Regions from separate parts of the Homo sapiens genome. Here regions 1, 3 and 4 are each linked to region 2. A link is a loop called in an ENCODE intact Hi-C map of the cell type or tissue named here. Cell type or tissue: natural killer cell. All regions are shown on one strand.

The links. A loop is a pair of places that touch in the nucleus more often than their neighbours do. Peaks named below come from ENCODE experiments on the same cell type or tissue, not always from the same donor. Only the 100,000 strongest peaks of a DNase experiment are listed, where the experiment ranks them.
Region 1: a loop joins it to region 2, with 3 times the contacts of the local background. A loop is called at or near these places in 7 of 110 quality-filtered maps.
Region 3: a loop joins it to region 2, with 11 times the contacts of the local background. A loop is called at or near these places in 5 of 110 quality-filtered maps.
Region 4: it touches region 2 in a loop (2.9-fold over the local background); 5 of 110 quality-filtered maps call a loop at or near these places.

The regions. Positions count from the first base shown.
Region 1 is chr10:3,868,926-3,876,925 of GRCh38, reverse strand. It overlaps LOC124902541 (a long non-coding RNA gene), which reads left to right and starts at 1,598. Exons shown (of 2, transcript XR_007062365.1): 1 at 1,598-1,866; 2 at 2,483-2,798. RefSeq lists enhancers at 1,387-1,716, 6,724-7,223. In natural killer cell, no CTCF peak of the experiment used is centred here; DNase peaks (open chromatin) are centred at 685, 1,245, 1,645, 3,015 and 1 weaker place; H3K27ac peaks cover 3,186 bases.
Region 2 is chr10:4,230,361-4,238,360 of GRCh38, reverse strand. All of the region lies in intron 2 of LINC00702 (long intergenic non-protein coding RNA 702), which reads left to right. Among named protein-coding and RNA genes, the nearest start is that of LINC00702, 9.6 kb to the left of the region's middle. In natural killer cell, a CTCF peak has its summit at 3,506; a DNase peak (open chromatin) is centred at 3,450; H3K27ac peaks cover 1,073 bases.
Region 3 is chr10:3,218,824-3,226,823 of GRCh38, reverse strand. No RefSeq gene overlaps it. Among named protein-coding and RNA genes, the nearest start is that of LINC02668, 35 kb to the left of the region's middle. In natural killer cell, no CTCF peak of the experiment used is centred here; a DNase peak (open chromatin) is centred at 4,543; H3K27ac peaks cover 1,090 bases.
Region 4 is chr10:4,128,760-4,136,759 of GRCh38, reverse strand. No RefSeq gene overlaps it. Among named protein-coding and RNA genes, the nearest start is that of LINC00702, 110 kb to the left of the region's middle. In natural killer cell, no CTCF peak of the experiment used is centred here; DNase peaks (open chromatin) are centred at 4,649, 4,999 and 5,839; H3K27ac peaks cover 1,236 bases.

The DNA of each region.
Region 1 (8,000 bases), 360 kb after region 2:
AAGAAAGTATGCTGCATTTGCTTATTGAAAAGGACCCGAGAGATTCCAGTCAGCCCAGTCTCTTTATCGTACAAGGAAGCCAAATTCAACTAAGACTGGACCGACCTGGCAGGGTGGCTCACATCTGTAATCCCAGACTTTGGGAGACTGAGATGAGAGGATCACCTAAGGTCAGGAGTTTGAGACCAGCCTGGCCCACATAGTGAAACCCTGTCTCCACTGAAAATACAATAATTAGCCAGCCGCAGTGGTGGGTGCCTGTAATCCCAGCTACTTGGAGGCTGAGGCAGGAGAATCGCCTGAATCCAGGAGGCAGAGGTTGCAGTGAGCCGAGATGACATCACTGCACTCCAGCGTGGGAGACAGAGTGAGACTCTATCTCAAAAAAAAAAAAAAAAAAAAAAAGGCTGGATAGCCTGAATCTTATACTAGAAGAAAAACCCCAAATATGCCCAGGCTAAAGTCATCTGGGGACCCATTGTTTTGGGTGGTGGCCTCTAATTAGGGCTTGAACAAATTTGATAAAAATCTGTGTTTTGGAGAGTTTCCCGTTGGAGGTGAGGCTCCTAGACCAGGTACTTGGTCATCCCCTGAGAGCTCATCAGCCAGGCAGAGGCTCAACTCCCACCCAGGCCTGCTGAGCCAAAATCTGCCTTTCAACAAGGCCCATGGGTGATCACTGTGTGCATGAAAGGTTGGAAACACTGGCTTAGGTGATACTGCTAAGATTGAGATCAGAGAAGGACTTGTTTTTCTCTAGGGCTTTCCATTTACAAGTCAGCTGACTATTCCGGGAACCACACTGATGGAAGCTCTCAGGAGCTTTTGTCTTGATTGGAAAACACTACCTCAGCCAGGAGTCAGGTCAGGAGATGGAAAGGTGATGGGCAGAAGCTGGAGGAGCTGGAGGAGCTGGAGGAGCTGGAGGAGCTGGAGGATCTCCATGACAGGGGAGATGCACTTCCATAGATGCATCTTCGTGCAGATACAGAGGAATCTGGCACTTTCTGAACCTCGAGATCCAATTGATAAGGAAGGAAAATCAGTAAAATGTAACAATGGCCATGCACATCAATAAAATGTAACCACAGATACAGCAAAATGAAAGTACTCTGTGATCAAAGGTGGCACACTCTCTTCCTGTAGGCATGGGACAAATCAGAAATGATGAAAAAATGCATCACTTCAAGTTTCAAAATGCAGGTGACTTCTAACATCTCAGATTTTTCAACAACTCGGCACAGTAGGTGGTATTTTCCTTATGTTACAGATGAGGAAACCAAGGCTCAGGGGAGTCTAGTCAGGGCCCCAATTCACACAGCTACTAAATGTCTGAGCTGGGGTTCACACTTACCTGTCTGACTGCCTAACACCCACACTCTAAGGCATCCTGAGTTTACATTTGTCACCACCTTTAGTTCATTGTTGACCCTTCCCCCAAAGCAGTACAATTTTTTTTTTTACATTTGCCAAGTACTATGTTGTATTTGCATACCAATCCCTTTTAGTGCCAAATTTAGGAGGGAAACCCCATTTATTAATAAATATGTCCTTAAAGGAGGACATACTCAAAAGGAAAGTGAAAAAGCAGGCTTCTGACATAGCTTGTTAAATGGGTCAGAGTGTAAAGAAGCAGGTGTGCGCACTGGAGTACATTGTCTCCAAGCATCTGGCAGAAAACCACAATGTCATGGGATTGTGCAGACAGCTCCCCTTCCTTCCCTCAAATAAAAGCAGTGTCCACATTTCCGCTGTGATGGGCACTGCTTCCCTCCTTTCCCTATGTGAGCTGAAAACTCACCCCTAGGAGTCAAATTTAATCAATTACACAAAACTATTTTACCGGACGTGGGTTGTGAGCTGGAGGTAAGGCTCAGTTCCGTTTCTAAAGGAGTCCACAAGATTTGCTTCTCAGAGAAGAAATTAAAGTTAATGATGGGCCAGGTGCGGTGTCTCATGCTTGCAATCCCAGCACTTTGGGATGCCAAGGCAGGAGGATTACTTGAGGTCAGGAGTTCAAGACCAGCCTCACCAACATAGAGAAACCCTGTCTCTACTAAAAATACAGAAATTAGCCGGGCATGGCAGTGCATGCCTGTTATCCCAGATATTCTGGAGGGTGAGTCAGGAGAATCACTTGAACCAGGAAGGTGGAGGTTGCAGTGAGCCAACATCGTGCCATTGCACTCTAGCCTGGGCAACAAGAGTGAAACTCTGTCTCAAAAGCAAAAAAAAAAAATTAGCCAGCGTGGTGGTGCATGCCTGTAATCCCAGCTACTCTGAGACTGAGGCAGGAGCATCACTTGAACCCAGGAAGCAGAGGTTACAGTGAGCCAAGATCATGCCACTGCACTCCAGCCTGGGCAACAAGAAGGAAACTCTGTCTCAAAAAATAAAATAAAATAAAAATAAAGATAATGATAAACAAATTTAAAGGCAAAAAACAAAAATCTAATAAAGTTACTTTTCTCTTTTGTTTCAGTTGGAGCAAAATAGGAAGTAGTAAAGATTCCTTGAAATCTATTTCAGAGCTGTTCCTTTGGGGCTATGAAATAAAAGACAAGACTGGTAGAAATGACTTAAAATGCAAAAATGGCAAAGGTAATGATCACCGTGGGTAGGTTATAAACGACTGTGGAGGTTTGGGGAGGCTAAATCATCCAGCCAACGGAAAAGTAGTCATTTGAATCTGAAGACAGTGAGCCTCTGCCTGCGTCTGTCTCATGTATTGGAATATCCTCTTATTAAATTACAGTGTTTTATAACTTGTGAATAAAATTGGTATCATGTTTACTATGCAAAAGCCTCGCTATTTTTCAGATGGATATATATTTAATATGAAATTGAAATGTAATATCTAAAGCACCAAGCAATAAAACCAACCCACCTTGTTTCAAACCCTGCTTAAGTTATTTTTTTGAATTCTGTATCTAATAACATGGTGCAATAACACTGAAACAAGATTCACACTATGATACTATTTGTTTAGGAGACCAAGAGTGTTGCTATGGAAACCGACCTTCAGTGTATCTATGGAAACAGTGACAGTGTTGTAAATAAAGATACTGAAAAGAGGAACCTAGTAAACTTAGCATATGAATTCTAAGAAAAAGAATAAAGAATGAGGACCTGCGGGGAGAAAAATTGTATATTTTCTTGTAAGAAAAAAAGCATTGTGACATATTTTATTAATCTCATGATAAAACTTTTAAGCTAAGTTTTCAAAATCTCCATTGTGTCTTCTACTATCTTCTGTTAGTTTCTGTCTTCTTCTTAACTGTCCAAATCATAACCTATTTATAATTAACAAAAACATTTATTGAACATTGTTTCAAATGACGCAACTTCACTATGATAGCATTTTAAAGGCCAACTTACCTTTTCTAAAAATGTTAACATGAAAAAAATTTCAGAAAGCATATGTTTAACTCACTTATGTTTTGAAGTTATAAAGTAATTTTTTTAAAAGATCCATCCATAATATTTACCAAACAATTTTAAATGGGCTATTAAAAGGAGGTTAGTTGTTTTTGTTTGTTTGTTTGTTTTGTTGTTTTCAACATTGCAACCCTTTGAAATCATTATTAAAAGACACACAAACATTTATTGAGTTGTAATTTCAATCTTCTGGCTTCATTGTGTCCTGCTGGAAGGAAACAACTATGTCTTCCCTTTGCATCTCCTGATATTGAGGAGACCGCTGTGCACCTAGGAGAGAGCCATGTGTGGGATGAAGGGATGAAGCTATTAAAGGAATCGAATATGATAAAACAAACGAACACACAAAAAGACAACAGAATGCAATATAATGTCAAGTGCCTGGCAATAATTACATGAGCTGGCTCAGTTATGTGGAAACTGATCTCATCTCATTTGAAAAGGCAAGAAAAGGTGACGGTTGTACACCAAGTAAAGCAACTCAGAGGAAGGGAGGGATGCAGATTGGGGCCCGCAGCACAGGAGAGAGGCGCAAGGCCGACCTCACCTGCGCTCTCCAGAGCCACCCCCTCCTCCTCCTCTCTCATGTCTCCGGCCATCAATCAAGTCACACAGAGATGGACAGAGCAGTCCTTTTGTAGCCGAGCCGAGAGCCATGCTTCTCCTAAACTGTTGGTTCCCAGATTCTTAAAAGATTTTGGTAAGTAAATATTTCATGTTAGTATAGGACTATGTATCCTGGCGTTTTAAAAACTCTAGAATAGTGCTTTTTTCTGTTTAAATTTGGAATTCTGTCATTTTTTAAGATCCCCTAAGAGGGTAATAAATAAGCATTTCGAATGAGGAGTTTAGACTAGATCCTTAGTCTTCAAATTCCTTTTCAGGCGTGGGGGACCTCTGGGGAGTGGCTCCAGAGAGGCTGCCTCTTTCCCTCATGAGAACAGCTCTGCTCACCTCACCTAAACTTCTTCAAATGCCTTCTTTAAAGTATTGGCTTCCTTGTTTACAACAGTCAAGAACAACCTTGAAAACTTCTGGGGAGGAAATCCCTTTCAGCTTTCTATTTCTGCAATTCTCTGGTTACTTTTCAATAAATAGTCAATGATAAAAGAACCACTAAGAAAGCATTCCTAACCAGAGGACTTTTGGACTCCCTTCAACGTAGAGCTAAGGGTCTCTCAATGACATATCAAGGCACATTTAACCGCAGGGGACATTTATTGAACATCTATCAGTTGCTCAGAGCACTTGTTGGCAGGCGCCAAGGCTGAGCAAGGCTACGGTGCTCGGCTCAGAAAGGAACCCAGAAGCCGTCCAGAACCGGGGTGGCTTCCCAGGGGAGTGGCCTCTGAGGTCGCAGGAGCCCACGCTCAGGGGTCCCCATGCTGGACTTTATGCTTTGCCATCTCCGTATTGAATTCCCAAATTATTTTCTCATGGAACTTGGGTTTTTAAGTGAAGCCTGTGGGGACAAGGAAGCACACGTGTGATCAGAGGAGAGAGAGGAATGGGGGACGAAGGAGAAGATCTTTATGCACAGTGAGATTGTCTTAGGTGGCTCGGACTACCATGGCAAATACTACAGACTGTACATCATTCAGATAGTCACATGCAGAGCTGGTAGCTCTGCACTAACAATAGCAAAGTCCATGGTACAGTCTGGAGGTGGCTAGTCCAAGCTCAAGGTGCCAACCGTTCACTTTCTGGCAAGGGTTCTCTTCCTGGCTGGTAGACGCAGCCTTCTTGCTGCTGTATGACAGGTGGGTTTGGTGGGAGACAGAGAGAGAGAGAGGAGCGGAGGGAAGTTCACTCTCTGGAGTCTCTTCTTATAAGAACACTAATCCTATTGCATCAGGGCCCTGCCATTATGACCTCATTCTACCTTAATTACTTTCTTACCCCAAATACAACAGCACCAGGGGTTAGGGATTCAATAGAGGACTTTGGCAGGCGTTGGGGAAACAACTTGGTTCCCAGCAGTACTATTCCAGCTTGAATTTTTAGCAGTAAAATAAAATCAAAAACAGAAAAGAGGTTGTTAGTTAAAAACTGGTATAACCACTTTGTGGAAGCTTACATAGTCATTCAATATTATATTTCCAAGGTCGTTCCATGACATAGAGAAGGCCTTGAGTATATGATAAGCACAAATGGTCACATGAAATTGTGCATAAGTACACAGTTTATTGACAACTACGTAGAGAAAGAGACATCTGCCTAGAAAAAAAATGCTGAAAGGTGATACATAAAAATACTGATAAAGGTATGTTTAGGTAGTAGGTATATTTTACATTTTTTTCTGTTATTCTGTATTTTCAAATATTCCTTCATGAATATATACTGCTTTTTACTAAAAAAAAGTTTGAATTATCCTATTAAATTTATGGTCATGATTTTTAAGAATAAAATAAATATGGAATAGAATAATTTACACACTACTAAATTGATGAGTTAATATTTTCCTTGAGTTTATAAACTCAAATTGGATCAAATTATTAAAATTCAAAAAAATTCTAAAGGAAGGTTATTTTTTGAACTTCGGTTCTCAAATGTAATTTGAACGTATTAACTTCCAACACTAGCAACAAAAATATCCATCGCAAACGAGAGTCATTTGCAAGCTTGCTTTGGCAAAATAAGCCCTTTTCAAATGGGACCTTACACAGTATTCCAATATAAAATTCACACTGAAATGAAGCCCCTCTAGTGAATACCAATTTGGGGCCCTGCCCATGCCCATCCTCCTGGAGGCTCCCAAGGAACCTCTGTTGAACCCAGGGTTCCGTGAGCCACAGTTCTAATGCTCTTGGACAGAGTAGAGTATGAGCCCTGGGTTTTAAGTCCCAGCTCTACAGGTAACTATTTGCATGATATTCAGAAAGTTGTAGCATGATGTTGATGAATTATATTATCTCTGGGGTCTCCTCCAAGTCTGTAGTTCTTTGAATCTGTTTGACTAGGGTGGACCATGCCAGTATGCATTTTTGTTTTCTTTTTTTTTTGAGATGGAGTCTCACTCTGTCACCCAGGCCGGAGTGCAGTGGTGCAATCTCAGCTCACCGCAAACTCCGTCTCCCAGGTTCAAGTGATTCTCCTGTCTCAGCCTTCCAAGTAGCTGGGATCACAGGTGCCTGCCATTATGCCTGGCTAATTTTTGTATTTTTACTAGAGATGGGGTTTTACCGTGTTGGCCAGGCTGCTTTCAAACTCCTGATCTCAGATGATCCACCTGCCTCAGCTTCCCAAAGTGCTGGGATTACAGGCACGAGCCACCGCATCTGGCTGCTAGTATGCATTTGTTTAAATTATCAAATGGGAATCTGAAATGGGGCAATGGGAATTAAGAAAAATCATCTTTTTTTATTTAGAACTATCTTCAGACATGAACCCTCACAGTTGAACACATTACTTCACAATAAATATAGGCTGCCCTTCCGTGCCCCTCAGCCAAATGCCTTTTTAATTTTTTTTTTTATTTTCAACTCTTGCAACTAAATAAAGCAATCATACCACTAGTGTGACGGTTAATTTTATGTGTCAGCTTGGTTGGGCCATGGTGCCCAGATATGTGGTCAATCTTTATTCTGGATATTTCTGTGAGGATATTTTTGGGTGAGATTTCCCTGATATGGGTGAGCCCCATCCGATCTGCCGAAGGCCTGAAGAGCACAAAAAGCTGACCTCCCTGCAAGCGAGAGAGAATTCAGCAGCAAACAGCCTTCAGACTTCATCTGCAACATCAGCCCTTTCTGGCTCTGCACGAAACTGTCTTCAGACTCAAACTGCAGCTTTTTCCTGAGTCTCCAGACTGCTTACCACCCCCATCAGATTTTGGACTCACCAAGCCTCCACTGTCCCATGAGCAAATTCCTTAAAATATCCACCTATCTATCTCCTATTGGTTTGTTTCTCTGGGAACCCTGACTAATGCAACCACCTTTATCATAAACTCGGAAGAGAATTCTCCATGACCCTCACATGTCTGCACATCTTCTGAGTAGAGGCCGTGAGAGTCTTTGTCCTGGAGTATCTTGTGAAAGATAGTTAAATAGTGAACAGCTTTGGAAGACAGAGACTGTGTGTCCTTCAAAGCAAAGGGCAGGTATGCCTACTGCTTCTTGTGAAAGGCAGCTTCCCATCCTCCAAGTTTAGGTTCACCTCCTGAAATGCAATCCACTGCATGTGCAAATGTCACCTGACCCTCCTTCAGTCACCCTCTGGGGGTGGGGAGTAGGAGAACCAAAATTGCTGATACTCTGCCTACTGCTATTGCTTGAGTCATAAAGTCCTTTTGGTCTTTGACCCAGAGTACTCATATCTTCTGTCAGCATTCACAAAACTAGGACAGGCTAACTTGAAACCTTACAAATAGGGTAAAATATTAGATCCTTCCCAGTTCCTTACAGTCCACATAAAATATGCCAAAGGGTCTATAATCAGAATCTCATCAAATGCATTGTGTGGTGTCTTGAAAATATATCTACAAATCCTTTGACAATCCTTCTTTGAAAAGGTGAGGTTCAATTCTGCTCCTCTGCGTGTCAGCTGGACTTTGTAACTTG
Region 2 (8,000 bases):
CAGTGGGCACACCAGTATGTGACCATGCACACACGGGCAGTGCTGCTGCTAGGGACAAGGAAGGCAAGACCCTGAAGCAAAGCTTGGTGTAAAGACTGTTTCTGAGGTCACCCTTGGCTGGTGAGACAACTGTTCCCCAATGTCTTCACGGAAAGGAAAAAAGGGACCCTACATTCTTAGAATGCTAGAATAACCCTGGTATATGCTTGGTGCTGGCCATGAGAATGGAAATATATCTCTGTTTGATTGTAAATTCTGTCCCAAGACCCATAAGAGGGCATGTCTTGCACACCTGCATGGCACGGTGCTGAGTAAGGCTCTGAGCCAAATGACTGTGGGAGGCTCTGCCAGTCTGCACTGTTACGGGCTCTCAGGGTTTGCACTAGGCTGAGGTTTCCAGGTAACATTAATACTGGGAACACTGCTGTGGACCCTAATAACAAAGGGAATGCGAAATGGGTCTAGGAGCAACAAAAGCAGTAACAGTAAAAACTGAGACACAACCATTTCTTTTCTGAATTTAAAAAAATATAGTTACAATCTTTAAGGAATCTCCACTCTGTTTTCCATAGTGGTTATACTAGAAACATTCCCACCAGCAGTGTAGAAGTGTTCCCTTTTAACTGGATCTACACCAATATCTATTATTTTTTGATTTTTTCATTAAGGCCATTCTTGCAGGAGTGAGGCGGTATCTCATGGTGGTTTTGATTTGCATTTCTCTGATCATTACTGATGTAGAGCATTTTCCCATATGTTTGTTGGCCATTTGTATATTGTATATCTTCTTTTGAGAATTGTCTATTCATGTCCTTAGCCCACTTTTTGATGGGATTGTTTGTTTTCTTGCTGACTTGTTTGTTCTTTTCTTGCTGACTTGTTTGAGTTCCTTGTAGATTCTGGATATTAGTCTTTGTTAGATTTATAGATTGTGATGATTTTCTCCCGCTCTGAGGGTGGTCCATTTACTCTGCTGACTATTGCTTTTGCTGTGCAAAAGCTCTTTAGTTTAATTAAGTCCCACCTATTTATCTTTGTTTTTGTTGCATTTGCTTTTGGGTTCTTGGTAATGAAGTCTGCCAGCAATCCCACTACTGTGTATCTACCCAGAGGAAAAGAAGTTATTATATGAAAAGGACATCTGCACATGCATGTTTATAGCAGCACAATTCACAATTGCAAAAATATGGAACCAGCCCAAATGCCATCAATCAATGAGTGGATGAAGAAACTGTGGTAGACATATACGACGGAATACTACTCAGCCATGAAAAAGAAATGAATTAATGGCATTCACAGCAACCTGGATGGGATTGGAGACTATTATTCTAAGTGAAGTAACTCAGTAATGGAAAACCAAACATCACATGTTCTCACTCATAAGTGGGAGCTAACCTATGAGGATACAAAGGCATAAGAATGATACAATGGACTTTGGGGACTTGGGTGAAAAGGTGGGAAGAGGGTAATGGCAAAAGGACTACAAATCAGGTTCAGTGTATACTGCTTGGGTGAAGGGAGGAACCCGAATCTCACAAATCACCACTAAAGAACTTACCCATGTAACCAAATAGCCCATGTTCTCCAAAACCTATGGAAATAATTTTTTTTTTAGAAAAAGGTCCAATCAGTTTGTTAAAATAACCATCTTTCAATCTCTAATTTCAAAAAACAACACATCTTTATTTTCGGAACCATGTCAGATTAAAGTCCTGAGAGAGAGAATCTTTCTCTTAAGGAAGGGTCAATGAAGAGTTAGCTTTCTGTCTCAGTCTTAACTGTAATTCTAAAGTTTGCTTTTGCTCACCATTTTATCCACATAAATTAAATATCGGTTAACACATTTAATTATAGTTTTTTTTTTCAAAATTGAGTACGTTTACTGATTTTGCCTTATTAAGTAACATATACTTGGTGTTAAAAACAAAAAACCTACACACTCACAACACACAAACGTACAGAAATTTAAATTCAAATGAACAGAAATTTAAATTCAAATGTAAATTCTACTCACCCCCAAAAACATTCTACCTCTTGCAATAAGAACCACATAAAACGTTATTATTATTCAGAGTGCTTTTATGCCTGATCAGTAGTGATGCCTGGTAGAATTTTTGACGTGACATACTGTCAGGAAAAGGGAAAACAGCTGCTCTGGAGTTATGTTACAGGTTCTCTGTGCCAACCTGGAAGAATCAAGACCGTCAAAAGCAATCAAACTAACACCTAAGTCCCCATTCATTGTGAGTGAAGGTGTTTTGCCAGAGTGCCAGTGGAAATTTCTGGGGACGCTGCTCTGGCAAGTGACAAGAGTAGTGACTTGGCTTCTCAAATTCTCATCTTTCTGGTCAAAAAATGGTTGGAAGATTTTGTCCAACTAGAAAGGTTTTGAGATTCATTTTTCCAATGGAGAAGCATTGATTCATGTAAACCTCAAAGCCTGGTAAGCTAAGCCACTTTTAATAGAACTGTAAAGTCCAAGAGAGAAGAAAGCAGAGAGAGTTTTCTAAACTATGGCTTATTTGATAAGTCTCTGTAAATGAAACTTGTCCCCTGAACACATTTTGTGTTTCTTTAGGTCAAAGACTACCGATGTCCAGATCATAATGCGAGGACAGTTTGAGCCCAGTGCTCTCTGACTGAGGTAGAACCCCCGGGAAGGTGAAGAGGGCAGCCGTCTGCGAAACAGCCCAGCATTTAAGAATGGGCAGCACCTGGCCAGGTGCATTTGAGAACTAGGAATGTGGCAACAATAACATTTATTTATTTGGATGAAGAGAAGAAGATGTATTGGATTCCCTGAAACAATCATTGACCTGCCTGAATCCCAACTGTTGCACTGACTCCACTAATTCACCAATCCACTTGAGCTGGGAGGAGAGCCCATGCACAGAAGTTTATGGATAAACAGACCTGAACGTCTAGCATGATGTCAAATTTATATGGCCACAGAACTACAAAAGGAAATAACTATAACCTCACTGACCACAGTGCTGCTGACACTTGGACAACATGGGTTTGAGCTTCATGGGTCCACTTAGACAATAATTTTTTCACTAACTATATTGGAAATGTTTTTGGAAATTTATAACAGTTTGAAAAATATTGTAGACCAACATGTAGCCTAGAAATATTAAAACATTAAGAAGCAAGTATGGCATGAATACATAGAATATATGTAGATACTATTCTATTTTATCATTTACTACTATAAATATATGCAAATCTATTAAATGAGGTTAACATTTATCAAAGCATGTGGTCACAAACTCTTATAGTTTGTACATGGCACCATTTACAGACAAGGAAATAGAAGCCAATGTAAAAATGCAGTATTAAGTCATAACCGCATAAAAGTAACTGTGGCACATACTGCACTACCATGATAATTTCACAGGCACCTCCCACTGCTATTGTGGTGAGCCCACGTGTTGTGAGCTTCCGCATAAAGCCCTGCAATTCTGATCATTGCCACGTGGGCAGTTTGTGTCTCTAGTTAGTTGTGTACTGTAGTAAAAAGTGATCTCGCAGTTCTTGCATAATTTCCGTGTTTAGTGCGATATGGTAAACATTGAATAGCACCATGAAACCCACACGAAGGGCCACTGGTGATGTTGGAAGGCTCCCAAGAAGCAGAGAAAATTCATGACATTACAAAATCAGTCAAATTTCTTCATATGCACTGTAGATTGAGGTCTGCAGCTGGGGTTTCCCATTGTTTTAAGATAAATGAATCAGCCTAAAGATCATTGTAAAAAAAGAAAAAGATATTGGAGAGGCTATAACTGCAGCTATGCCAGCAACAGCAGTAGTTACATTTCTGAAGAGACAAAATTTGTCAGTGGGTTTTCAAGAGCTCAAGGGTAACACCCTAACCCCCACGTTGTTCAAGGGTCAACTGTATTGCAGTCAAAAACAGAAATTTAAAAAAAAAATTCCTTCAAAAAAATAAAATTGTATTACACACTTGCTAATCCAATTTTGACACACAATTTTCTTCACCATCAATATAAGATATGCTATGCCAGGTTTCCTTATTTGTAATAATTCATGTATTACTTATAGTTTGCTTTAGATATGGTGGTTCTTTGTGTAAAATGTATTTGTTTATTTTTATTATTTATTTATTTCTTATTTTTCATTTTTGAGACAGAGTCTCACTCTGTCGCCCAGGATGGAGTGCAGCGGCATGATCTCAGCTCACTGCAATCTCCTCCTCCTGGGTTCAAGTGATTCTCCTGCCTCAGCCTCCTGAGTAGCTGAGATTACAGGCATGTGCCATCATGCCCAGCTAATTTTTCTATTTTTTTAATAGAGACGGAGTTTCACCATGTTGGCCAGGCTGGTCTTGAACTGACCTCAAGTGATCTGCCCACCTCAGACTCCCAAAGTGCTGGGATTACAGGTGTGAGCCACCATACCTGGACTTCTTTGTGTAAAATTTAAATGCTTCTTTTTTTAGCTAAGAAACATAAAACTTTCTATTCATATTTTACCTTTTCTCCCTTTTTGCAAATATGTATGATACCTTATTCTTGTGGTAGAATGTTACACATAGAAATAAAAGATTTAGTTAGCAACAGCAAACCTGAAAATGGATTAATGAAATATTTAAGACAGGGCAAGCAAGTCCATTTCCGAATGATGGGTGTTTGCATTTATCCAGTGGAGCTGCTGTTCATGGAGACACAGCAGCATCCCCCGAGAAGGCTGATAGCCCTGGCTTCCCTTCCCTTCAGGGGCAGGAGAAAGCTGAGCCTCTGGTGCTGTGTTTGACAACACAGACACAGCTTGGAGGTCTTGCGGGCTTGGTTCCAGACCCCTGCAGTAAAGTAAATATTAAATAAAGCAAGTTTTACACAGGTATTTGGGTTTCCCAGTGCATGTAAAAGTTAGGCTTACACTATACTATAGTCTATTAACTGTGCATTGGCATGATGTCTAAAAAATGTACATAGTTAACTAAAAATATTTTATTGCTAAAAATGGTAACAATCAGTAGTGAATTTTTTCCAGATGTTTTCAATTTACTTTGCCCAGACCCATCAGAGGAATCATTATCTGTGGCAGTTTTAACCATATCACAAGTATTTCTTAAGTAGTAAAACTTAAAAGTCAACATTACTCTTTGATCCATGGGCTGCAGAATGGGTGTTGTGTTTGCAGACATGAAACAGTATTAATCTTCTTGCACATCTCCATCAGACCTCTTGGGTCACCAGTGGTACTGTTAAGGACCACTAATATTTTTAAAAGAATCTTTCTTTTTTTTTCTTCCTGAGCAGTAGGTCTCAACAGTGGGCTTAAAGTGTCTAGTAAACCATGCTGTGGACAGATGTGCTGTCACCCAGGCATTTATAACGCACAAGGCAGATTAGGTTCAGTACAATTCTTAAGGGCCCTAAGACTTTTGGAATGGAAAATGAGCACTGGCTTCAATTTACGGTCACAAGCTGCATTAACTCCTACTAAATGAGCTAGCGTGTTATTTGAATCTTTGAAGTCAGGCATTGGACTTCTGTCTAGCTGTAAAAGTCCTCGATGACGTCTGCTTCCAAAAGAATGTTGCTTAATCTACATTGAAAATGTATTATTTAGTGTAGCCACCTTCATCAGTGATCTTAGCTGGATCTTCTGCACAAGTTGCTGCAGCTTCTCCATCAGCACTTGCTGCTTCACCTTACACGTCATGTTATAGAGTTGGCTTATTTCCTGAAACCTCATGAACCAACCTGTGCTAGCTCCAAACTTTTCTTCTGTACCTTCCTAATCTCTCTCAGCTTTCATAGAATTGAAAAGAGTTAGGACTTTGCTCTAGATTCAGTTTTGGTTTAAGGAAATGTGGTTGGTTTTATGTTCTGTCTAGAATGCTCACACTTTCTCCATATCAGCAATAAGGCTGTTTTGCTTTTTTGTCATGCATGTGTTCACTGGAGTAACATTTTTAATTTCCTTTTAGAACTTCTTTGCATTCACAGCTTGGCTAACTGCTTGGTGCAAGATGCCTTGCTTTTTGTCTATCTCTTCTTTTGACATGCCTTCATCACAAAGCTTAATTCTTTCTAGCTTTTGTTTTAAAGTGAGAAAGGTACAACTTTTCTTTCATTTGAACATTTAGAGGCCATCGTAGGGTCATTAACGGGCCTAATATCAATATTATTGTGTCTCATGAAATAGTGAGGCCTAAGCAGAGAGAGAGAGAGAGAGACGGGGGAATGGCCAGTCAGTGGGGCAGTCAGAAAACATGTATTTATCTATTAAGTTTACAGTCTCATATGGGCACAGTTCATGGTGCCCCAAAACAAGGTCAATAGTAACATAAAGATACCGATCACAGAGCCCCATAGCAGATACAATAAAAATAGAACCATTTGAAATATTATGAGAATTACCAAAATGTGACAGAGGTAGAAAGTGAACACATGCTGCTGGAAAAATGATGTCAATTGATGAGCTTAATGCCGGTTGCCACATACCCTCAGTTTGTAAAAAACACATTATCTGCAAAGTGAAATCAACTGAAGTGCAGTAAAATGAGGTGTGCTTCTACTTTGTCTCGAGAAGTTTTATTTAAGGCATCCAGGACCTGGTGCACCAACTTCCAGGACTCCCCAAGTCCATTCATCTTCTCTCCCGAGCATAGCTCTCCCAGCACCCTTCTGCCACCCCTGGAGAGCCCTTCACAGAGCCGGACAGGGGACCTGGGGTCTAGCACGAACAGGTTCAGCAGCCCTGGCTCGCCCACCCCTTCGAGGTAATACAACCTCCCCGGGGGTTCCTCCACTCTATGGGGCAGAGCCAGGCCATCAGTCTCTGTGCAAAAGTCAAAATATTGACCATACTGCATTGAAATTTTTTTTATAAAAGAAACTTTGGGATGTAAGTTTTTTTTTTAAAAAAAAAAAGAAAGAAAAAACACTTGGTGTGGAGAATGAAACTAATATCAGCCACTTACTATGCCAAGCTTAGTGCTAAATGTTCCACTGACATATTTTATGTATGTTAGCAATAAAAGAAAAGGCAAAGCTTGAAATGTTTTTCATTTCTATCTACACTCCATGTGTGTCTCATTTTATAATAAAAATCATGCTGACAAGTAGCAGAGTATCTCAATAAAACAACATTTTAGACCTATATTACAATGTTTTTCATTTTTTCTTCTTTCAGTAATTTTTTTAAGTGCTAAAGGCTCCTAGCTTCCTGAACATCAACTTTTTTCTTCTCTAGTTCTCATAGAAAAGTAAAATAAAATTAAAGGATCTCACTATTTAAATCAAGATCATTCTTTTCATTAAAAAGTAATATATTTTTCAGTAACAATGAAGATGAAGTCTTTAGCAAAATTTTATTTTGAATACATAAAGCACTTTGTAAAATTCTTCTTTAAATATGTCTAAAAACTCTTTGATCATGATGATCAAAGGATCAAAACTATTTTTTATACCTTTAGCATTTTTCAATGTGGGTCATAGTTACAAACCCTATAGATTGACCATTGTCTTGAGAGAGACAGAATAATTGAATTGTAGCAATGAAGAGTAGACACTTCCTTGTAAAAGAAGGAGAAATTCCCATGCACAGCTTCATCCCTAATATGTCAATATGTCACCATCTGAAAGGCCACCTCACCTTATTGAGGGAGGTGCTACAGCCCCACTCATAACATCATAACTGCTGGGAAGGAAACAAAGTTTTTATAGCACTCATGTAATTAAAAACAAAACTCATCTGTAATGAAAGGAACTTTTCAATTAAAAAAAGGGAAAAGTTATTCAGAAATACTGTCCGCTTCTAAAACTGAAAGGCATCACTCTGATACTAAGAAAAGATTTTAAGAAGAATGTATTATGGACAGATTCTCAAATGCAATAGGACAGCAGCAAATTGTATAATCACTCTTTGTTCATTATACATCTGTGACATAATCAGATTTAGGGATAATACAAAATTATAAAACTGAAGGTTTGTCAGATTAAATTGATGAGAAAAAATATAGCTTA
Region 3 (8,000 bases), 1.0 Mb after region 2:
TACTTCTGACTCGTCTTTTTCCTTGTCTTATGTTCCAGCACTGAAGTTAGTTTCCCATACTCTTTTTTTGTTTTTGTTTTTTTTTTTTGAGACGATGTCTCACTCTGTCACCCAGGCTGGAGTGCAATGTTGTGATCTTGGCTCACTGCAACCTCCGCCTCCTGGGTTCAAGCAATTCTCCTGCCTCAGCCTCCAGATTAGCTGGGATTACAGGCACCCTGCCACCACACCTGGCTAATTTTTGTATTTTTAATAGAGACGGAGTTTCACCATGTTGGCCAGGCTGGTCTAGAACTCCTGACCTCAGGTGATCTGCCCGCCTTGGCCTCCCAAAGTGCTGGGATTATAAGCGTGAGCCACCGCACCTGGCCAGGTTCCATACATTCTTTATCCTCTTATTCTTTGTCTTTTGCAAGAAGGGTTTAAAGAGGCTTATAACAATATATGGACTTTAGAAACTCAACAGTAAAAATCAAAAATATAAATTATTGATTTTGAATATGCTTATGCAATTTTAATGGCATAAGGACAATATCTGGAAGAGAATAGGTAAGAATGTTAGTAGTGTGTTAGGGTGGTAAAATTATACGTGAGTGTTTTTATTTTATTAATTAAAATATTTTTATAGTTAAATACAAAAGAAAATTAGAGGCTTAGAGTTACTTGCTATATTCTGCTGAATTCATCATAACAGGCCATCTATGAAAGAGGAAGACACATTCATCTTTTCAAGTGAGAAAAAAATTAAATATCCAAAGCTTATTTGTGTCCTTATAGTAATTTAGTGTTGAAACTTGAAATATAATATTTTTAAAGATCTACTTCATAATTTTCAGACAAATGCAGGCTGAGATTCTGCTCCTGCCATTTTGACAGGAAGAGCTACTGAAATGCTGGTGCTCCTTCTTACTTGTAATATGAGGATGATAATAAAAGCGACCTCACTGTCAAAAAAAATGAAGTGAATGATGAAATCAGAACGCGAAGAAAGGTAGGGAAAACAAGAAGCAAATAAGAAATACTGCACATTCATTAGAGATGAGCCACAGATTGGGCTCTGAGCTGTCAAAAGATTCTCCAGCCAGGAAAACATACCAGAGACAGGCCAGGAGTGTACATAAGATGAATCCAGACTTGCTTCTTGGGAAACACATTCCTGGAACAAGATCATAGAGAAATTCCTCTTGGAAGTCTGTTGTTAGAGAGAGTAAGGGGCCATCTTATCTTCCAAGGAGTCTGCTTTGCAGTGGAAGAACAGGGCACAAGATCGACAAAGTTAATGATACAATGTAAAAAATGAAAAGCAATTTTAAGTTACCATAACTATTTTTATGGAGAGGAATGCTTGTGAACAGTAGCACGTAGAGCTAAGCAGTGACTCTGTCTTCTTTAGGAAATCAATGTACCCAGTCTTCAGCCTTCTTCTGGGATATACCTTTTTTGATATGCTCATGGGCACCTGACCTTCTCTGTTCCTGGGTCCTGCTCTGTAAAAGGAGCCAAGTACCACCCATCACCAACACCATCATCCTCACCATCATTATAACCATCACCATCACAATCAGAAACACCATCACCACCATCACCAGCATCATAAGCATCACCAACACAATCAGAAACACAACACCATCAAAAATGCCACCAGAAACACTATCAACAACAGCAAAACTATCACCATAATCATCACCAACACCATCAGAAACACCACCAACACCATCATCACTGTGACCAATACCACCATGAACACCCACACCATCATGATCAACACCATCACCAACACCATCAAAAATGTTGTCAGAAATACCATTACTAACAGCAAAATGATCATTACCATCGTCAACACAATCAGAAACACCATTATCATCACCACCAACACCGTTATTATTGTACTAGTCCATTTGTACACTGCTATAAAGAAATACCTGAGACTGGATAATTTATAAAGGAAATAGGATTAATTGATTCACAGTTCCACATGGCTGGGGAGGCCTCAGGAAACTTACAGTCATAGCAGAAGGCAAAGGGGAAGCAAGCCTCTTCTTCACAAGGTAGCAGGAGAGAGAAGAGCAAAGGAGGAACTTTCAGACACTTATAAAACCATCAGATCTCGTGAGACTTATTATCACAAGAAAAGCAGGGGAGAAACTGCCCCCATGATCCAATCACCTTCCTCCCTCAACACGTGGGGATTACAGGTCCCTCCCTAGACATGTGGGGATTACAGTTTGAAATGAGATTTGAGTGGGGACACAGAACCAAATCATATCCATCATCAACACCAATAACATCACCAATACCAACAATATCATAAACCCCATTAGAAACACCATCACCAACAGTGAAATCATCACCATCATCATCACCAACACCATCAGAAAAACACTATCAAAAACAATGGACCAATCACCAACACCATTATGGTATCATCACCATCACCAGTACCATCACCAGTGGCATTACTATCACCATCATCACCACCATCTTCATCATCTCCATCATCGTTACCAACACCATCACCACCAACACCATCACCATCACCACCCCCAGATAACCACCCGCAGCAACACCATCACCATCACGAACACTATTTAAGGCACTTAAGTGGGGACTAAACATCTCAAAAATCAAGCCAGTGAGGAGTCAGACATTAGCTTATTTTGTTATAACGTTCTAGAAAATAAAGTCTCCTAAATTACCCAATACTGTATCTGAAGACAACCGTAAGAAGTTTTCTGTTTTCTTTAGGAAATCTTCACCAACAAGGAAATTAGTAATGGCAATTTACTCAAAAGTAAGGTTGTTAATAATAAAGTTTTAGTGTTAGCTCAAAGAGATATTGAGCCAAGGAGTAAGGTGAAAATGAAGATTCTTTGTCAGAGGATGAGAAAGAGCCCATTAAAGGCCAATAAGAGTGGCACTGACAGACAGGATCAGGCCACACAGATGAAGCTGTCACCTAAGTCGCCCGTTCACCTTGTTATTGGCAAAGGCAGGTCTTCCCACATTTTACTTTGCACAAGAATGAGTTAAGAGAGAACAAACAATATAAGGCCTAAAAAAAAGAAAAAAATGTGTGTGTGTTGCATGTCAGGGCTTGAGGGCAGTGCAAGGTCTCATCTCTGGGAGTGATGTTTAATGGGACCCAAGAGAGGCACCGAAACCCCTCAGTAGAAGGTCACAAGGTCATGACCTCATGAAGGAGGAGTAGATCATCAGAAGGGAAAAGGGAGGGTCAAGAAGAAACTATGGAACATGAGAGTTAAAATAATTGTGTAGAATGGACTGAAAGAACCCATTTTCCAGAAACATACCTGAACTTGAAAACAGACCACTGCATAACTGGACCGAGAATTGAATGTAGGGCCCAAAACATAAACAACATAAAGACAGAAGAGTTGAAATGTGTTTGGAGCCATAAATAACATAATTGCTGCTGCTGAATCATGAAGCCAGTCACTGGGTGATAAGCTTGACAGTCAGAGGAAGAGGATGAAGAGATGAAGGGTGGGCAAAATGGCTCTGCACTAAGTGACAGGGAGCAGAGGGAATACACGAATAAATAGCTTCCTAGAGTCGATTCCATAATGAATAGGGAAAAAGCAAAGAAAACGTGAAAAGCAAACCTCGCAGGCTACACAAGTTCCATGCCCACAATGTGTTAGGCAGATCATTCTGGCAACATTTTTAAACTAATGAATGAAGAATAATATTTAAACAAAAATTCCTGCAAGTATGCAGGTGGTTGGCATAGGGTAGAGGGGAGGACAGAAAATGTAGTAATAGAATATTAATTTCATTCATATACAAAGAAACATGCAATACCAGCTGCTGTAGATGAAGGGCAATGATGCTGAGTGGTGAAGATGGCAGAGAGATGACCCCAGGGATGCAAGACATCTGAAAATATGCCAGACGCTCTTTCTAAAAGAGAATACTTCAGGCTCCTTGTAACTGAAAAACTGACAGAAGGGAAAGAACTCTGCAGAGGAGGGCGGAGGACAGAGCCTGGAGGAGGAAATGCTCCCTGTCTGCAGGAATCCAGACACTGACACTCAGTTGAGCAAAAAGAAAACCATCTGAGTGGCTGTAGAGATCAGGGTTGTTTTTGTAAGCTCCTTTCCATTGTTTTATATTAGGAAGTTCAGTTTACCCAGCCAGCCTCGCCTACATCACAGGACAAGTCCATTTTTCAATCCCATCTCCAAAGAGCAAGGTTTATTTAAGTTGTTAGCAATGTGCAACTTAGTTTGAAGGAAAATGTCAAATGCAATTACAGTAGCACCGAAACTGACCTGTTTTAAAGGTGATTTCATTTAAGAACGATCTACTGTTTCCCAAACTACTAGTATCTTAGCAAGAAATGTTGAAATACGAAACACTTCGGAAGTGACATTAAAAAAAGCCAAAAGAGAAACCATAATTTTGACCCACATTTCTAGACCCGGGGTTTACCTCAGCGATGACAACACCTGTGGGCTGAGAACAAGGGCAAAAATAAACAAGAAGAATCTCACAGAGCACCACAAGATCACGGAGAAATTATGAAGGGAAAGCTCACTCTCCAAATAGAAGACACATGACAAGTTCAACAGGTTCAAATCATTTAATGATGACCCAACGCGGAGTTGCTGAAAGATCAAGGGCGCCTCCTGCTGTTTCTTAAAGTAGAATCTGACTTAAGGGTGTGCTGTCTTTGCTAGGGGCATGCTGGGGGAAGGCAGTGTCTTCCTTCCCGCTGAAGATGGTCCCAACCTCGGAAGGGGTTTCCTGAGGCCTCCCCAGCCATGTGGAACTGTGAATCAATTAATCCTATTTCCTTTATAAATTATCCAGTCTCAGGTATTTCTTTATAGCAGTGTACAAATGGACTAGTACAATAATAACGGTGTTGGTGGTGATGATAATGGTGTTTCTGATTGTGTTGACGATGGTAATGATCATTTTGCTGTTAGTAATGGTATTTCTGACAACATTTTTGATGGTGTTGGTGATGGTGTTGATCATGATGGTGTGGGTGTTCATGGTGGTATTGGTCACAGTGATGATGGTGTTGGTGGTGTTTCTGATGGTGTTGGTGATGATTATGGTGATAGTTTTGCTGTTGTTGATAGTGTTTCTGGTGGCATTTTTGATGGTGTTGTGTTTCTGATTGTGTTGGTGATGCTTATGATGCTGGTGATGGTGGTGATGGTGTTTCTGATTGTGATGGTGATGGTTATAATGATGGTGAGGATGATGGTGTTGGTGATGGGTGGTACTTGGCTTTCTGCTTGCTTTAACCCTCTTTGCCTCCAATCTTACTTCAGGCCATCCTGCCGCCCATTTACTAAGCCCCTTTGCTCTCCCCCTATGAAGCCTATGCAGAGAGAACAGCTTGAGAGCTGCAGGGATCCCTTGCCTTGACTTCTTTTCTGCCCCATTATTATTAGGTCCTGTTATTCTAGTTATCACCACAGCCTAAAAATTAAGCATCTGCTCTCTGGAAGGGGTTGCTGTGGTTCACCTAATCAGGCCAGAGCCCCGCATGGGATTCACATCAGGAAGAGGTAGAGCCATGAGTCCTCCCTGGAGCCAATGTTAGTTACTCTGAAATCACAGCCCAATGACTATGGGCTGCAATAGGATCTTCTTCCTCTAAATACTCATCTTCCCTTTCCTACTCCTCCCCTTTCTCTCTTCCTGCATGCACACCCCCATCTATGCCTCTCTGATGACTCAAACCATACAAATGGTCCTTCCTGTGCTGAGCAGTCTCTGGGAGGTCTAGCTTCTATCTGCTGAGGTTGCATCTGATAGGCTCCCACAACATCTAGCACTCTGATTGACATGAGTCAATCCCTGTGATTGACACACATCAATCCTTGTGATTGACATGCATCTGATAGGCTCCCATAACATCTAGCACTGTGATGGATACACCATAGACATCCAACAAAATACATCCAACAAAATGCATTCACCTGAATGTGTGAGCTGAAATTAGTTAAATTCCTGGAAGCTACTTTGCAGAGAAAGTTTATTAATTCATAATTAATATCACTTCTGGTCATTTGCATTTCATTTGATGTACCATTATTAATGAAAGACTGATTGAATGAGCATAATGTGATTGAAATCTGAATTAATATATTGTAATAATTTATTGTTTCCCTAATTCCAAGTCAATAGGAGTGGAATGGACCTACATTCTTAGACCAGTGACATTCAAAATGAAAAACCCATTTTACCTTCATATCCATTTAAGTCTCTTGGTGAAAATTTGATTGTCTGACTACAATAACTTTCCTTGATGGTGACAAATAGGTAAATTTTCTGGCTCTAGTCAAGGAAGCCATGCTTTTCTAAGTCCACATGCTTGTCCTTGGACATTATGAATGACCATACATGCACTGCAATGGGCTACTGAAGCTCTAATTCGGTCTTGAGACTCTATTCCACGTGTGAAGTTTCTCAGGGTTCACAACAGCAGCAAAATCTTTAACTGAATTATGCTTTCAATCTGGCCATTGCAGCTGTCCTATACATTTCTCCTGTGTAAATAGCATTAACTATATAATGTATGGGCTCGCTACTATTTGCCGCTGCTGTACAATAAAACATCCATTTTGTTTTTTATTGTAAACAGATGGAAGCTGCACAGAATGAAATTAGAATAATAATTCTAAGTAAATCAAGTTTAATTATAATTTTCCTAATACACTGAGTGTTAGAAAATCCGTATTAATGTGTTGAGTCTCATGGACTAAAGTTTGCACATGGACATTATTTTAGTCAAATGCACTTCAAGTTGTAAATTATCTGATTTGAGAATTTTTACATGTCATCAACTAATTTAATTCAACTAAAAAATGTATTAAGTTTGTGCAAAACCTAGTATGAGACTCTGCCTTAGGCATAGTGAAAAATGAAAAATTAAACTTCAAGCACCTTCACAAGGAGAAGGCTGGTATAGTTTCTCAAATGTATACATTTAAGAGTTTGTCCACCATGTTTATGTTAAAAAAAACCTGCAACAATTGTTTTCACACTGAACCACCATCCAATCACTCAGCATGTGAGTTTGGCAACGTGATGCGAAATCACAAATCAGACTATTGACGCCTTTTATTGATTGATTTAAATAGATTGCTTTTACTCTTTGACCAAAACGGTGACTAGAGGTGATGAATATGTTAATTAGCTTTATTCTGGCAATCATTTCACAATGTATATGTATACAAGAACATCACATTGTACACCTTAAATATACACAATTTTTCTGTCTGGTAAACCTCAGTAAAGCTGGGAAGATAGATAGATAGATAGATAGATAGATAGATAGATAGATAGATAGACAGACAGACAGATAGATAATCGGATGGATAAATGGATGAAGAGATGGATAGATATGTAGATGGACGGATGAGTAGATGGATGGATGGATGGATGGATGGATGGATGGATGGATGGATGGATGAATGGATGGATAAATGGATGGATGGATAGACGGGATAGATGGATGGATGGATGGAAGGATGGATGGATGGATGGATAAATGGATGGATGGATAGACGGGATAGATGGATGGATAGATGGGTGGATGGATGGATGGATGGATGGATGGATGGATGGACAAACAGATAGATGGATGGGTGGGTAGGTGGATGGATGGATGGATGGATGGATGGATGGATGGATGGATAGATGGACAAACAGATAGACGGATGGATGGATGGATGGATGGATAGATGCATGGATGTATGGGTGGATGGATGGATGGATGGATAAATTGATAGATGGATGAATGGATGGATGAATGGATGGATGGATGGATGGATGGATGGATAGATGGACAAACGGATGGATGGATGGATGGATGGATGGATGGATGGATGGATGGACAAACAGATGGATGGATGGATGGATGGACAAACGGATGGATGGATGGACAAACGGATGGATGGATGGATGGATGGATGGATGGATGGATGGACGGATGGACGGATGGACAGATACTTGCT
Region 4 (8,000 bases), 100 kb after region 2:
CACATTTAGATCTGTAACCCACCTGGCATTAATTTTTATGAACGATGTTTGATAGGGTCCAAATAGTTTCATATTAGGCAAACAATAGTGAACAAACCACAGTACCTGACTTCAAAGACCTTGATTTCTAATGAGAGAAGCAGACAATTGACCAATTAATTACAATAGAGTAGATAATTCTAAGTGATACTATAATAAGAAAAGGAAATGGTTATTTTAAAAACTACTCTTTGAGTTTGGATTTATAGGCCTAAGGAAAATGCCTTAATTGGTTGGTCTCATAATGGCAGGCAAGGTTTCCTGACATAGGTGATTTAGACTTCTTTAGAGAAACAAGAGCCAAACTGCTCTGCATAATAATTAACACGGGTGTTCAGTCTTCCCCTGAGAGAAGTAAAACCAGAGAATGGTTTGTTCTAAAATAGTAGCATAAGGGTGTTTCATCAGCAGTGGTTTCTGCAGCCACAGGCCTAAGAAGGATGGCCCCTGACTAATCACCTGTAGCAGGAAAAGCAGTGATGTTTAATATTCTATTTCCAGTGTTCCCTTTTACAGACTGCCATATAATCTCCTTCATTCATGCTTACAGACTGAGTAGGTGTGTGTATATTCGACAGTCTAGAAGAAGGTGGGTTTGTTTAAGTTTTCTTCTACCTTCTCTGTGTCCTCCACATTGTCTTTTTTCTGTTTGTTTCAACAACTATCTTCCATAGTAAAAGAATTTACACAATGCCCAGTGATCTCTGGCTGGCTAAACCCTCCATTCCTTTGTCCCTGTCTAGTTTTGGGATACCTGGTCAAGCCACAGTCTTTATGTAGAGCAACGGCAGCTGTGCCTTTGACACTGACAGGAAATCACACAACCAACCTGAGTGTTGTCATTTCAAACATTGACAATCACAACACAACTGCATCCTGATGGTGGCCTGGCAATCATTGTAATAACGTTATAATTCTATATTCCACTTCCCTTATCTGTTCTCTAGACTCTCACTTAATAGCTCTCCTCTACAGAAATCTTCACTACCTCCCACGGCCTCATCACCTTCAGATGATGACTGTGCCTTCTGTTTACTGGGAAAATTGAAGAAATCAGAAGAGAACTTCTGTGTCTTCATAGCTTCCCACGTAGCACCACCAGTAACCATCCATTCTAAGTTCCCATCTATACCTATAGATACATTATCCCTCCCCCTGTGCAAAACCAATCACTTGTTCGTAGAGGTCATCCTCTCTTGCCTTTGCAAAGACACAGCTCCTGGAACCCTTCTTTTTTATTCCCACATTATTTCATTTTCTCTCTCTCCCCTATCATTCCCTCCAGCATGCAAACATGCTATCATACCATCTTTGCAAACATAGCTCCTCTGATTTACTTTTTCTACCAGCTAAGATTATGCTCCCTTTTGCAATATAATTCATTCAAATAATCACCCATACCTTTTGTGTGAAGTTCCTCTCACTCTATTCTTGTTGAACCTTCTCCAATGAGGCTTTCATCTCACCCTACCTCCATACTCCAACCAAACTGCTCTTGTCCAGTGCACCAACGATGACCTGCCTGTGAAGTTTCATGGCTAATTCTCACTCCTCATATAAAGGAGTTGCTATGCCTTCTTAGCTGAAGCACTGCTCTCATTTAGCTTCTAGGACACTGCCCAGGTCTGCCCCTTTTCCCCTGAACTCATTGATCCCATCTCCTTGGGCTTCTCTGCTTTTTCCTGCTCTTGTTCCCAGCCTCTTGCTTGCTGGTGCCTCAAGGTGTGAGCCTTCTTCAGCCCTTTGCCATCTATGCTCTGGCCCCTCAAGATCACATCTAGCCTCATGCATTCTTTAAGAACATCCACATGCAAATGGTGCTCAGATTTCATCCCCAGCTCAGATTTCTTTCCTGGAGCTGGACGTGCTCATTAACTCTAGTCCGTTTGCCTGCCTGGTTTTCTGATAAATACCCAGCTTATTACTTCTAAAACGGAGGTGTTGTCCTCTCCCTTCTATCTGATCCTACTGTAGTACTCATCACACACTCTCCATTGATCAAAATTCTGTTCAATTCGTCCTGTAGGAAGGTTAAAACCTTATTTTCATCCTTATCTTATTTTTCTCAACTCTTGTAATCCAAACTATTGAAGGACACTTGTCTTTTCCTTCAAGATGCAGAATGAGAGCACTTACAACCTGAAGGTCTTTGTTCTGTCTGTGGCCATACCACCCTGAACGCACTGGATCTCATCTGAAGGTCTTTGCTCTCACTCAAGACATCACCATCTCCCCCTGCGTCATGTTACCTGGGCTCCAGTGTCTTAGTCCATTTCCCGTTGTTTATGACAGAATATCTGAAACTGAGAAAGTTATTTTAAAAAGGAATTTTTTTTATACATATGGAGGCTGAGAAGTCCAAAGTCTAGGGCCTTCTTAATGATGGAGATTTTACCAAAAGTTATCTCCTCAACTAGAGGTCTACACTAAGCAGTTTTTTTTTCTTCTCAAAATTCCAACCCAACCCCTCAAAACCCAACATTTAAGATACCTCTTACCCTATTTTTTTCTTAGCACTTATCATTTTCTGGAATACCATATAATTTACTTACATGTTATATTTATAATTAATTATGTAAAAAGTATCCTCCATGAGGGCTGGAATTTTTTTAAATTGATTTAACACAAGTTGGTGGACTAGTAGGTGCTCATTAACCTTTAGTGAATGAATGTGTATTCCAGGACAGAAGATAGGCTCACAGAGGAGGATTTTAACTGTACTATAATAGAGACTGCTCTGTTGTCTACCTAATTTAAGAAATAGCAGCAGCTTTCATTTAAGATGAAAATTAATGTCAAAATCCAATAAGTATTTTATTATATTAAATTATATGTGCACACAGCAGAAACACACTCAGATAAACGTTGATGAATTTTATTCAACTTTAAAATTTTGCAAGTTTAACGAAGTATTTAAGGATTGGATACAGAGATAAATAACTTAGGTTGATTCTACCTTGTGAGTAAAATGATGATTTTAGTTTTTTTAGTATGCTGGATGCTTAAGTAATTTAATTTTAGTTCTATTTTAATTGGAGTAGGTTCTGCTTGTAAATGCTACATGTTTCACTAGACAAAATAGGGGTCATTGTTTCCTTCACAAGGTCATTGAATCCATTCAGACTCAGATTCAACAACATACAATATTTCTAAACCTGTCTAAATGGTGTCCACAGGTCACATTTAAAACATTGAATTTATTGACTAGCTTTGTGAGAAAAAGTTGAGTCATTTATTTAGTTTTTTATTTCTTCAGTGATGCATTCTTTTTTGTGACCTTCTGGTCCTTTAGTCCTTGTTACTCGCTTCAACAATGTCCTTCAATAGTTTGGATTACGAGAGGTGAGAAAAATAAGATAAGGATGAAAACAAGGTTTTAACCTTCCTACAGGACTACTTGCTACACAATGATGTTTTCATTGTGTAGGTATTAAAATATATGTATTTATACACATATATAGGAATTTTATGTTCAATTAATTATTAAACTCCTTGAAGGAGTAATACGGACTACGCATCTTTGTATTTTTCCATTCCTAGAGCTTGAGATGAGTACCCAATAAAGGTATTTGTCTTTATTGATCACTTGAAAACATTTAACTCACTTCTGTCCACCTGGTCTCAAAATTTAGCACACCACTCTAACTGATATGCCATGAAGACTGGTCACAGACAAAAGTGGGACTGTGTTTTGTTGATTTCCAAAGCCATTCGCCAGGAGCGCGGCCCCAGGAGCATTTTTCTCATCATGTGAATGCCACCGTTGTCAATCCACTCCATCCACAGGCAGACAGCAGCACAGCCAAGGTCAGGTGCAATGTGAGGGGGTCCCCACAGGGGTGATATCTACACATGACCGGACCTTTCATTAGAGGAATGAAGAAATTAGAAGACACTCAAAACTTAGAAGGACTTAGAAGTAATTTTATTGAGGCTGAAACAAAAATATCCTACAATTCTAAAAACAGTAAACTAGATGACATATTTTTCTGTTGCTTTTGAACAGAAAATGGGCTACTGTGTCAAAGAAAGTACAAGATTATTAGTGTCACCAAAACACAGAAGTGGAGAAGCATTTATCATTATTGGGTGTGTGCGTGTTGGTGAAGTTTGTGTGCACGTGTGTCTGTCTCACACAATCTGCATGTGTCTGTGTTGGTGTGTCTCTGTGTATGCCTGTGTCTCTGTGTATCTGCTTGTGCCTGTGTTGGTGTGTCTGTGTGTGTGTGTGCCTGTGTCTCTGTGTATCTCCTTGTATCTGTGTTGGTGTCTGTGCGTGTGTGTGTGTGTCTCTGTATCTGCTTGTGTCTATGTTGGTGTGTGTATATGTGCCTGTGTCTCTGTGTGTCTGTGTTGGTGTGTGTCTATGTGTGTGTGTCTGTGTCTCTGCATCTGCTTGTGTCTGTGTTGGTGTGTGTGTGTGTGTCTGTGTCTCTGTGCATCTCCTTGTGTGTGTGTGTGTGTCTGTGTCTGTGTTTCTGCTTGTGTCTGTGTTGGTGTATGTCTGTGTCTGTGCCTCTGTCTCTATCTCCATGTGTGTCTGCGAGTGTGTCTGTGTGTCCTCTATCTCTGTGTTGTCTCGCTGTATATGTCTGTGAGTGTGTGTGTGTCATCTGTATCTCTGTGTTGTCTCGCTGTGTGTGTCTGTGAGTGTCTGTGTTAGTGGGTGTGCTCAATTTGATACAAGTCATTTTATTTTGTGAAGATGTAAGTACTTCACTTTTCCTTTCCCAGTATCTGCAAATTTCAACTGAGATCTAATTTTATTGCTCAAAGTGAAACTGTTCTGACTAATATCTGATGCTTGATGTTAGCTATTCTCATTCTTGGAATTATTTAAAATTCCACTGAAAGTACAAACTTAAACTGAGATTTTTTTTTTTTTTTTTTTTTTTTTTTGAGGAACTCAAACATGCAGAATTGAGATCTGAAATCTGCTGGCTGGTGCAGATTATAGCCTAAGATAGGAAGTTGGGGTTTTGGTTGCTTTAATGGAGAGGAAATGACTCATGTCAATGCTAGTATGTAATAAAGCTCCTAAATTTAGCTTTCCTTTTAGTGTAAAACCTAATATTGATATAGTAATGTGAAACTTTATTTTACTAAACTACAATTTTCTTGCTGCCTCTTCCATCTGCCAGTCAATTATTACATCTTTCATTAAGATCATGTTAAGACATATTTAGTGTACATAAAAATGTCTTGAAAATCCCAGTTGACTTCACAGTACACGCTAACTTTGGAAGCGTTGTGCAACCAACTAAGTCCAAACAAAGGGCCCTGTGTCTATTTGAATTTTGAGACAAAACACAAAGTTCTCGGGGATTAGTATCATGATTAAATATATCCCTTGACACTTACAGAAAGTGTATATATGTTTACAGACAAAAGGTGTTTCAAAAGTAGAATTACTGTTATCGTTCCCATTTCTTATTGTTATTATTTGCCAGGATGTCATAAGGTACAGTAATAGGGGATGAAAACAAATCTTCGTGTAAAAATCATAACTTTGTACTCTTACTGGAAACTGGGGGAAAAAATGAAAGAGTCCAGGTAGGGATTTATAGAGAGAGCATTTACAAATTCTTTATGGATTTTCACTAAATGTTTACTAACTGCTCTGGACACGTATGCTGAGGTCTCTTCACAACAGTGCACCTGAGAAACACAAAGATTAAGAAAATAAGAGACCATTTTTATGTCAGAGCTTTTTTGCTCTTTGTAGTAATTTAGACGACCCAACCACAACCACAGGAGACTCCAGCAGGAACTACGTAGAATGAGGCAAAGGTGCTCTCTCTTTGAGGAAGGAAGGAAGGGGTTGGTTTTATGCCTCATGGGGTCTTATTACACAATAGACTCACACATGGTCTGCAAGTTTGGGGGAAAAGCTATACATATTTAAGAGGAGAGTGGAACGCATGTGCAATGGGTGAATGTGTATGTAACATACATCCCGTGTTCACTTTGGGGCAGGGTTTCAGCATTAAAATGAGGTGGGATTAGCCCTTTATGTCAACAGATGAACTGCAGGAAACAAAAACAGTTTGTGCACAGCCTCTATAAGCTGCTGAAGCTGCCTTCAAGTCTGCCATTGTTTATCAGAAAAGAATGTTTGTAAAGCTATCAGAATGGTAGTGGTCTGGGTTGCAAATCAGAGCTTTGAGGGGTCTGATAGCAACCATTGTGAGGGAGCTTAGCGAGTGTGGTTTGTTTTGTACCTGTGTAAATTTGGAAATTTGCCACACCAGCCAGGCTCTGAACCTTTGAGACATAGGTAACTCCGTTCCCTTTAGCTTAGGGTCCATGTTTGTCGATATAGGGGTGTCTATTTCGATCTCTCATATCACAGACATGATGATATTGTGGCAGCTGTACCACATCCCTGCCACAGAAGCAGCTGTTCTATCAAGACAAGGACCTGCCATCCCTGCCGCTGCATTGGTTAGAATAAGTCAGTCACAGGTCTCACCACTCTAGAGGAGGCCACCACTCTAGGATGGGATTCCTGCGGTCGCTTCTCAGCGTCTCTCACCATCTAGACAGCACAAGTCATAGGGGCATGGAGCCCCCGATCGCAGGTCTGCAACTGAATTTTGCCCGTAGATCATTTAGTGGGAGAGTCAAAGTGCCAAAATAAACATTGTGTTACACGCAGATTCCACAATATTTATTTTTTGACTCATAATCCATTTCTTTCCTTATCGAATGATCATTATCTCATTGTAATTAACAGTTGCCAATGCTCCCACTTGTACTTTTTTTTTTCCTTGTGAAGAAAACCATCCCATAAATAGCAAGTGCAAAGTGGTAGTGCCACAGTGGAGTTACTGTTTTTTCCCCCTTCTTGTACATGAAGAAAATTTTACATCTGTAGTTGATGCCTTTACTGGCTTCTCAATTAGTGGAAACAAATTTGTCATTGCAGACAGTAGCTCCAGTGACTTGTGGCTAATGGATTCACCCTTTGAGCAGAACTTTATGATCCAAAACAGCCTATCCCACACTTGTGTTTTTCAAGCTATTGATAGGTGCACCTTGAGTGAAGGGGATGGAGGTGGGAGAGGGAGAGATGTCAGAATCAAAAAACATTGTGAAATCTTGAGATTTTGTTTGTTTTTTTTTTAAGTTAAAAAGATTTCTCAACACTTTACACTGATGTGTTTTGTGAAATGTTCAGAGGTGGATATTGCTTTCCGTATAGATTGTTCAACAAAATTTGAGGCCATTATTTTGGACTAAACTCCTGCGATCGCAACAGACCAGACAAATCATAGTGGGGTCACCCAGGCTTACCAAACCCAAACCCAAACTGAGCAGTTCTCTGCCCTCTGAGGAACCAGGAGAGAGATAGCCTAACTTCCTGAACAGGACAGGTTTAGTCTTCAATGGGCAGGATAATGAAGTTCCCTGTGTTTAAATCCTTAATCTGAAGTCACATCATGTGAACTCATCAGTTTTTCTATTGTTTCTTCTTTCTGGCCCCAGTTGTTACAGGAAAGCGATTCTGATCCAGACCCCAAGAGAGGGTTCTTGGATTTCGCGTAAGGAAGAATTCAGGGTGAGTCTGCAGTGCAAAGTAAAAGCAAGTTTATTAAGAAAGTAAAGTGGTGAAAATACGGCTACTCCACAGACAGAGTAGGACAGACCCGAAAGTAAGAGGAGGAATGTGTCCACCCTAGGTACAATACTTGTATATGTAGGATAAAAAAGATCATGAAGAGATAAGCTCTGCTACAAGGGTTTGTGATAAAGGATTAATTTTCTCAATTACTATATTTTGCAAGAATCGATATTATTATCTTTAAAGCAAAATTAGGAATGCCTTTGTTCTCCAGATATCGGGATATCTAGACACTCCCGAGTCTGGGTCTGCTTAATAAACATCTAGAAGCTAAGGATGCCTGACTTTCTGGAAATGCAGCTCAGCAAGTCCCAGCCTCGTTTTCCTAGTCCTCACT